Regions from separate parts of the Homo sapiens genome. Here region 1 is linked to region 2. Evidence: chromatin contacts called from ENCODE Hi-C or POLR2A ChIA-PET data. All regions are on one chromosome and are shown on one strand. The core of a region is the stretch at or near the end of the contact, and the rest is flanking DNA. Distances in the headings are between cores, read along the strand shown. Region 1 holds the start of PCIF1 (phosphorylated CTD interacting factor 1). Region 2 holds the start of PABPC1L (poly(A) binding protein cytoplasmic 1 like).

What was found. A loop is a pair of places that touch in the nucleus more often than their neighbours do. ChIA-PET counts read pairs that join two places held with the same protein, here RNA polymerase II (POLR2A). Pooled maps may share reads with other maps.
Region 1: a loop to region 2 is called in a pooled map, with 2.6 times the contacts of the local background. The contact joins the promoter of PCIF1 here to the promoter of PABPC1L in region 2. A Hi-C loop is called at or near these places in 1 of 168 maps with a recorded cell type or tissue (CD8-positive, alpha-beta T cell) and 1 of 50 pooled maps. POLR2A ChIA-PET finds 5 or more read pairs at or near these places in 1 of 52 experiments (PC-9).

What each region holds. Positions count from the first base shown.
Region 1 is chr20:45,931,291-45,935,932 of GRCh38, forward strand. PCIF1 (phosphorylated CTD interacting factor 1) reads left to right here and starts at 3,393. Exons shown (of 17, transcript NM_022104.4): 1 at 3,393-3,514. LOC107985388 (pre-mRNA-splicing factor cwc22-like) reads right to left here and starts at 3,781. Exons shown (of 1, transcript NR_171669.1): 1 at 2,204-3,781. RefSeq lists enhancers at 1,319-2,011, 2,294-2,443, 2,703-3,394, 3,395-4,085 and a silencer at 3,714-3,923.
Region 2 is chr20:44,908,594-44,913,267 of GRCh38, forward strand. PABPC1L (poly(A) binding protein cytoplasmic 1 like) reads left to right here and starts at 1,467. Exons shown (of 15, transcript NM_001372179.1): 1 at 1,467-1,743; 2 at 4,067-4,260. The coding sequence starts at 1,551. RefSeq lists a silencer at 1,321-1,650.

The sequences.
Region 1 (4,642 bases), core at 2,143-4,642, 1.0 Mb after region 2:
GAGACTCTGCTTCTAAAAAAAAGGGGGGTAGGGGTGGGAAACGCCAGCTCTTAAGGTAGTCATTAGAATGGTGAGAAGAGGTTGGGTTTTGTTTTGTTTGAGACGGAGTTTTGCTCCTGTCACCTAGGCTAGAGTGCAATGGTGTGATTTCGGCTCATTGCAACCTCTTCCTCCCGGGTTCAAGCGATTCTCCTGCCTCAGCCTCCTGAGTAGCTGGAATTACAGGCGCTTGCCACCATGCCCAGCTAATTTTTGTATTTTTAGTACAGATGGGCTTTCACCCTGTTGGCCAGGCTGGTCTCAAACTGCTGACCTCAGGTGATCCACCCGCTTTGGCCTCCCAAAGTGCTGGGATTACAGGCGTGAGCCACCGCACCCAGCTGAGAAGAGGCTGGTTTTGACATGCGGAAAGTGAGCAAACGGAGAAGATGAGGCATGTATCAGGTGAAAAGCAGTGCTGAACACTGTGAGATAGAGAAACCTTTAAGATACTTAACTATCCAGGCCGGAGGCGGTGGCTCACGTCTGTAATCCCAGCACTTTGGGAAGCCGAGGTGGGCGGATCACCTGAGGTGGGAAGTTCGAGACCAGCCTGACCAACAGGGAGAAACCCCGTCTCTACTAAAAATACAAAATTAGCCGGGCGTGGTGGCGCATGCCTGTAACACCAGCTACTCAGGAGGCTGAGGCAGGAGAATCGCCTGAACCCTAGAGGCGGAGGTTGCAGTGAGCCGATATTGCACCACTGCACTCCAGCCTGGGCAACAAGAGCGAAACTCCGTCTCAAAAAAAAAAAAAAAAAAAAAGATTGAACTATCCAGGGCCACTGTGTCCACTCAGACCAGTCACATCGCCTGAATCTAGATCCCTTCTTCACAAAACAGGGAGGCCAGAGTGGTTTAATGGAACCAGCCCTGCATTTTGGTGTTGAGAACTCCGGGCTTAAAATCCCAGTTTTGTTACTTGTTGATGGCTGTGTGAACCTGGACAATGACTTCGCCCCTGCCCCTCGCTCCAACCTGTTTGCTCATGTGCAGATTTAGGTAATAATTCACAGAATTCCATGATAAAACAGAAGACTAGGCACTTGGGATGTTTGGTATCTTGGTTATCAATTAAGAGAATCTGAACAATGAATGAGAAAATACTTTGAAAACATAAAAGAATAGATAAAAGGCCGGGCGCGGTGGCTCACGCCTGTAATCCCAGCACTTTGGGGGGCCGAGGCGGGCGGATCATGAGGTCAGGAGTTTGAGACCAGCCTGGCCAACATCGTGAAACACCGTCTCTACTAAAAATACAAATAAAATTAGGTGGGAGTGGTGGCGGGTGCCTATAATCCCAGCTACTTGGGAGGCTGAGGCAGGAGAATTGCTTGAACCCGGGAGGCAGAGGTTGTAGTGAGCCGAGATCGCGCCACTGCAATCCAGCCCGGGCGACAGTGCGAGATTTCGTCTCAAAAAAAAAAAAGGGTAATAATCACTACATGGTTTTTAAACTTTAGTGAAAGCGCGGGCTAGCTGGGGGGCATGAGCATGGAAAACTGGTTATCCCGTAGGTCAAGAGCGACCACGTAGTTTACTGCCCAAAGCAGTACTTTTTTTTGAGACAGGAGTCTCACTCTGTCGCCCAGGCTGGAGTGCAGTGGCGCGATCTCGACTCACTGCAACCTCTGCCTCCCGGGATCATGTGATTCTCCTGCCTCAGCCTCCCGAGTAGCTGGGATTACAGGCGCGCGCCACCAGGCCTGGCTCATGTTTGTAATTTTAGTAGAGACGGGGTTTCGCCGTGTTGGCCAGGCTGGTCTTGAATTCCTGACCTCAGGTGGTCCACCTGCGTCGGCCTCCCAAAGTGCTGGGATTACCGGGGTGAGCCACCACGCCCGGCCCAAAGCAGGGCACTTCTGAAAAAGGAGGCAATATTAGTAATTATGCCAGGGCAGCAGGCATAAATCAAAGCTGGCCCCCCACCCTTCCAGAACTGAGACAGGACCCAGGAGTCTGGTTTCCCATCAGGCCTCTTATCTGAACGAGAAGCTCTGCGAGGGCAGAACTGCTGTGCCTATATAGAGCTGGCTTATTTCTGGAGGGCTCAAATCTACTTGGAGCAATGCTCATGCCACTGTGAGATGATCACGGCTAACCGATTCAGCACTTAGGAAGCGCCAGGTATTGCGCTGAGGACTTCACATGCATCACCTGAGTTAATTCTCACCAAACCTTTATGAGGTAGGCGGATTTATTATCTTCCACTGAGGAAACTAAAATTTAAATTGGTTAACTCCTTCAAGGCCACACATTTTGGGTGGAGGAGCAGGGATTGAAATCAGATGAGGATCATGAACCCTCGTTCTCAATTACTACTCATATCGGTGCCTCCGTTTTTCTTGAGCGTCCGCCTGCCTGCCCCCACGCTGGCGTGCAGCCAGGACCATGGACATCTGAGAGGCTACTCAGCCGGGGTACCTACAGCCCCTGGCTCCACACAAGCGCCGGTCTGACAGCAGGTGGCAAGCTTTTCCTCTTCTCAAGCTAGCACTGGAAGGGATGCTTGCTGGGGAGACCGGAGATGGGTGGAGCTACCACTCGGACGCCTGCAGGCTCCTACCAAAAAGAATCCTGCAGGGAGCCGGATGAGGAGCACCTCACAGCTGCCAGTTCCCTGCCAGGCTACCCGCTGTAGCTGGTTTGAGGGCTCAGTGAGGCTTTGAACTGCAACTAATGGCCACAGATGTCAATGTTGGAAAGGCCCTACAATGCATTTAGTTGATTTCCCAACTCTGCCGAAAGCCATCTCTATTACTTGCCCCCGAAGGCTAGTTTAAGTTGCTTCTACTCAAGAGCATTTACAGCTTGGGTTCGATGTATATGTAGCCCGGGCATGGGGCAGGGCTTCTTAACATTTGGACACCACGCAGCACAAAGGCCCAGAGAGGGAAAGAGACTGGCTGGAAGAGGCAGAGCCGCGCGGGTGCCAGGACCCAGGTCCTTGCTACGTCCGGAGCCTACGTCACCACGATGCCTCCCCTGGGCCGGCGGCAGAACCCGAGACCCCCGCAGGTTCTAAGACAGCCCCCACGCCCCCCAGTGCGCACGCTCAGTCCAACCCCGCCGCGCACCGCCCACCGCGAACATCCGGCTCCTGCGTGTGTGCTCGAGGGGGAAACTGAGGCGGGGACGTGCCAGTGAATTCATTCCTTCCTCAGTCCACCCGCAGGCCTACAAAGCTGTCTCCCCTTCCTCAGCGCCACAAGGAACAGCAGGGACGGATGGGAAGAAGGGGAGGGGGCCGAAAGCAAGCTGGGTGCGAGGAGCCAGCCGACCCTGCCACACTCAAGATGGCGGCGCGGCCGCGGCGAGGTCCCTCAGAGGCGGTACCAGCGCATGCGCAGCGCGGAGTCCCGGCCCGGGACACAAGATGGCGGCAGCGGCGCTGGGGAGGGCGAGGCGGAGGCGGCAAAACGGGCGGTCGAGCAGAACGTGTAGCCGCGTCCCCTCCAGTCCGCTCCGGGCAGGTAAGAGTCCCAGGAAGCCATGGTCCCGCAGCGAGCCGCGCCAGGGTCTGGGGATCCGAAGCTGGGGGGCGGCGGCCCCTCCGGCGCTTTCTGCTCGGGACTGCCGCTTGCCCTGTCTCTGTTGCCGCCGCCATCTTAGACCCGCGGGTGGGCGGCCGCGCCGGTGGCCGAAGTGAGGGAGGTGGGCCCGGAGAGCCCCAGCGGAGCGGGCTCTAGGGCCCCTCCGCTGCTGCCGCCGCCACCGCCTTTGTGTCGGGCTCCGACTCTGAGTCGCCTCAGCCCGGGGGCGGGAGCGCGCGGCGGGGCGGGGGGCGGAGCCCGAGAGATGGGCCGGCGCGCGCGCGCGCGCCAAACAGCCCACCCTCGCTGGGGTAGGGGGAGGGGAAGGTGCGCGCGCGCGCGCGCGCTGGAGCTCGCCTCTCGCCTTCGTGCGCCGTCGCGCCTGCGTACTTTGTTCGCCCTTTGACTCCTCCCTACTGGGCCGGAGAATTCTGATTGGTACATTGCGGAGATGGTCCCGCCCCACGTGCCTCCAATCCCGGACTCGGACTCTGGCTTCTGGTGGGTTTTTCTGGTTGCGCAGATAGAGTTGTTTATCCTTGAGCAGCGGTAATTCTCAAACTGCGGTATGCGTGGGGGTCGGGAAGCCACAGGATAAATAAAGACGTTAACTTAAGAGCAGTTATGTCTTACTGGGAGCGTACAATGCTGGACTCTACATATAACGGTCGAGTGATTCCGGTTTATAAGCCGGAAAGCAGAAGGGCCCGGAATCCGGGTCTGTCCAACCCAGGGGCTGGTACTTCGGCCACAGACCTGCTGCGCTCAAGTCACATAGGAAATTAAAAATGGTTTTAATTGCAAAAAATGGGTACATTTTTTCAAATAGTGTGAAAAAATGAGTCATCCTGTCTCCCAGTCACTCTTACGGTGCGTTTTAAAAATACAAATTCTTGTGTGCCTCACCTCCGTATTTATTTCTGGCTTCTGAGATGCGCAGTGAGGCACAGGAGTCTGATTTTTTTTTTTTTTTTACAAACTCCAAGATGATTCTGATGCACAGCTGGCTTTGGAAATACTGCAGTGTCCCCATTTAGCCTCACACTAAGCTGTGCCGCTTGTGCGTAT
Region 2 (4,674 bases), core at 217-2,716:
TTTTTAACTCTGTTTTCTTTAAAAATAGGCAAACAGTTTTATTTCATTATTTAGGACCAGAAGTCAAGGTGTTATCCAGGGGAAGAAATTACCATTAATTAAACAGCCTCTTTACACCCGTTACTTGATACCTCTCTACCTTCCACAACAAACCATGCAGGTATTAGGTCCTCTTTAGTGACTTCTAAGATTTGGTATGGACAGTTATTTTGCATTGTATTCGAGCCCACCATCCCTTCCCCATTTTTTAACTCTGAGATACAACCAAGCCAGTGAAATAGGTAACCTATGGTTGCATAAGTCTTGGTCATCACCAAGCTGGCGTCTCACCTGTCCTCACACTGTATGGTGGCCTGCAGAGCTGGTTCCTCACAGGATTTGCCCCTTCTGAAAACATCCACATTACCACAAGGAGAGAAAAATATCAGGATAGAGGGGTCTTTTTTAGCCCAAGATTAGAATTAGTGCTTCCTTGCTACTCTGAGGCTGGACAGCCAGATGGGCACCTTCTGTCCCTAGTTTAGGAGCTGTTCCACCTGTTGAAGCCACACTCAACCAAAAGTCAGTGGGGGCCTACCTGCTCTGTTGGATCAGTGAGACCAGGAAAGTCCTATCAGAGGAAAAGTGAAGTATTGGTGCTCAGTGGAGTAGTTGTTTTGTTTTTGTGTTGTTTTTAATGTCCCTATACCACAGATTGACGCTGCAAGCTCAGATTCACAGTCTTGCTCTGTTTAGGTCTTGCTCTGCTATTAGTTCCCAATTGTCCGCATTTAGGCTGAGCCACAAGTAACTCAGTGAACCTCCCTGGTGTAATGGATGTGTAATGGCTTAGCAGAGGGACAGGGAATATCCCAGGAAAAGGGGTCTTGGTAATATGAGCCAGTACCAAGAAAGGCCTTAGTGGTCTCCAGTTCTCATGTCTCAAAGCCATTTCCATCCTTGGTGCGAAACGGTGGGACTGGATCAGGCTCTCTGGAGGAAGACATCTTCAATGGAGCAGGGTAAAATTCTCTACACAAGCTTTGAAACAGTGGCCTGTTCGGAATTCCGTTTGTGTGTGAAACGCAAAAAGCGCGGTTTGGGTCTCCTTTCATTCTTGTCAGGAGGGAATCATTCCCATTTTACAGAGAAGGGAAACGGGTTCAGAAAGATGATCATCTGTTCCGGGGTTAGAACTCAGTCCCCTGCGTCCTTTCCGTCCCAGTCCTCGGCTCTTTCAAAAGAGCTGGGGGTTTTGAGAGCTCCACTCAAGTCCCAGCAGCCCTGCTCAAGGCCAGGTTGAAGGCTTTTTCCGCCTCCCAGGGCGGGGTCAGAGGTGTCCCCACCTGTAGCTTTTAGATCCCCAAGTGCTCGCAGGTGGGGGGTGGGCCCAGGAGGGATCCCGGGGGAGGGGCGTCCGAGCGCGCCCACGATTGGTGCGCAGGGACGCGGGGGCGGTAAAGGGAAGGGGCGGGCCCGCGCCCAGGAAGGAGGGCTTCCGCCCGGGTGAGCGCGGGGCTGCTGGGTGACCCGGCTCCTGCTTGCCCCGCAGCCCCGGCCCCCTGCCCACCATGAACGCCAGCGGTTCTGGCTACCCGCTTGCCTCGCTTTACGTGGGCGATCTGCACCCCGACGTGACCGAGGCCATGCTCTATGAGAAGTTCTCTCCCGCCGGCCCCATCCTGTCCATCCGCGTGTGCCGCGATGTAGCCACCCGGCGCTCGCTGGGCTACGCCTACATCAACTTCCAGCAGCCCGCGGACGGTGAGCCCCGGGGATGGGGCGGGAGGGGAAGGACCGACGGACAAGCAGGCGGACAGACAGAAGCCGGAACTGGGCCGCTTGCGCTTTCATCTTACACTTTGCAGCCGGGGAAACTGAGGCTCAAAGATAACAGGGCGTTGGCAGAGGCCTGGCCCCTGAGACGGGAATTGGTAATTAGTGTGGTTTACTGCTATTCCTCTACAGAGGAGAGAGATTAGGGTCGAGTGAAAACAGATACAGGCTTTGTGGGGGTGGGGGTGGGGGTCAGGCGGACCAGGGATAGAAGCCCAGCAGCCGTGTGACTCTGGGCAAGTTACTCGACCATTCTGAGCTTCAGATGCGTGTCTGGAAAATGGGGGTCCTAGCTGCCTTATAGAGTGCTTGTGAGGATGAGAGATTCAAAGCACCTGGTGAGGAAGATGCCCAAGGCAACACAGCTGGTGAGCAGGGGAGGCAGGAGAACCCAGCCTTGGGCTCAGGCCTTTCCCAGCGCGACGTGAGATCCACACTGGGCGCCTCTACCTGCACGGGCTCTGAAAAACCGCTGCCTCCAGGCCGCAAGGCCGCTTTCTCAGAGCTGATAGCATTGATTAGAGCTTGTCCGATGAGTTTGCCTGCACTTCTGTTGAGAGTGGAGAGGATGAGTGAGCTTGGGCAAGCCTTCACGCTCTGCACCTTTTCATCTGCAAAATGGGGCTAAGGCGTATTCTCCAATAACATAAAGAATGGAGAACTGCTGTCTATGCATAAAGAATGGTAACTGCTTGTTACCTCGTAAACGCTCTTAAGTGGTAACCTAAAATAAATAAATAAATAAATAAATAAATAAATAAATAAATAAATAAGGCCAGGCGCAGTGGCTCACGCCTGTAATCCCAGCATCTTAGGAGGCCGAGGTGGGCAGATCACTTGAGGTCAGGAGTTCGAGACCAGCCTGGCCAACATAGCGAAACCCTTTCTCTACTAAAAATACAAAAAATAGCTGGGCATGATGGCGGACGCCTGTAATCCCAACTGCTGGGGAGGCTGAGGCACGAGAATCGCTTGAATCCGGGAGGCAGAGGTTGCAGTGAGCCGAGACTGCGCCATTGCACTCCAGCCCGGGCAACAGAGCGAGACTCCATCTCAACACAAAACAAAACAACAAACAAAAAAGAAACAACAACGAAAATAGTGGCTTTAACATTCTGATGTAAGACTCCAGAAACTCACCCAAAAAATGGCCGGCGTCCACTAGAGGGATCCCTTGCGCCAGGTCGCCTGGGTGAACCTGGTGGTTGCCTGAGTGGGTGGTTTGCTAGGGAAGGGGTTGTTCCGCCGGGCCTGTTCCCCGCCCCTTACTGGGCTGGATTCCTGGGCACTTTTCTGTTTGTTCTGCTTTGCTCCACCTCCTGCCTCTTCCCATCTTCCTCCAAGCCCTGTGAATGAAGTGGGACTCGGCCTGGAAACCGTGCTGCAGAGAGAAGGGTTTTGCCCCAGGTATTTATGATAAGACTAGGTGGAGAATCCGGGCTTCCTGAAACTTGCTCCACTGTGTTCCCCACAGCCCCCTTCCATGTCTCTGCACTAGCAGACTCCCTGAAACAGGTCACGTGTATCACCCAGGAGAGACACAGGCTGCAGCAGTGGCCGGAGGCTGGGCATCGGCTGCTGTTTTGAGACATTATTTTGTGTCAGGCACAAAGTTACAAACAAGGCACTTTTACATACCTTCTTTATTTTTCAGTCCCTCCAACAACCTGGTAGTTGGTAGTATCTCCCTTTGTTAGGTGTGGAAAAGTAGGTAATATTACCATCATTCCCCCTTTACAGGTGAGGAACAGGCTCAGAGAGGTAATGTCCACTTTCCCCAGAGCCGGACTGCTTGAGATCTAACCTCAGCTCTGCCCTGCAGCACCTCTGAGTTTTAATTTCCTCAAAGTGCTGCCACCCCTTGTCATATGGACATTGTTATCCACTCAGTGTACTTTAGAATCCAGAATAGACCTGACGCTGCCACAGACCTTTCATGTTTCTTATTCTCAGTTTTCCCATCTGTAAAATGAGGGGCAGGAATCCATGCTCATGTGGCTGCAGGGAGTTGGTTGAATGAGATCATAACTGGAAGGTTGGGGGAGCACCATACACACTAATTCTCAGCTTATCCTTCCTGAGCCTTTGGGCTCTTATCTCAGTTATTTGGGCTCTTATCTTGGCTTATTGTCTGGGACCCAGACAATGACTTTCTCTTTATTGGCTCCCAGTTAAGCACCTCGAGGGGTGGGTGATCAAGGTAAGAAAATTCCCTAAACTTGCTAATTTCTCTCCTCTTCCTTCTGTCCAGCGGAGCGGGCACTGGACACAATGAACTTTGAGATGCTCAAAGGCCAGCCTATTCGCATCATGTGGTCCCAGCGAGACCCAGGACTTCGCAAGTCAGGTGTGGGCAACATCTTCATCAAGAACCTGGAGGACTCCATTGACAACAAGGCTTTATATGATACCTTCTCCACCTTTGGGAACATCCTCTCTTGCAAGGTAGAGGATGAAGGGTGTACGTCTTTGGGTAGATCGGTGTCAACTACCTGCCTGGTAGAGGGGTGACAAGCAACACCTCACTTTACAGTTTACAAGGTCCTTTCAGTCAAGTTTCAGGTACAGCAAGCACCTGAATGACAGCCGTTCTTTCAGTTTCATCTTCCGTGAATGACCAGACATTACCTGTGTATCAGTCAGCTCTCGCTGTGTAACCACCTTCAAATTTAGTGGCCGTCAACAACAATCATTTATTTAGCTAATAATTCCACAGTTGGCAATGGGCAAAGTTCAGCTGGGCAGTTCTTCTGGTCTTGGCTGGGTTCCCTCCTATGCCCACTGAAAGCTGAGTGGGAGCTCTCGCTGGGTATATGAGGGAGCGACTGGCTGTCAGCTGGAACATCTTGGCTTTCCTCC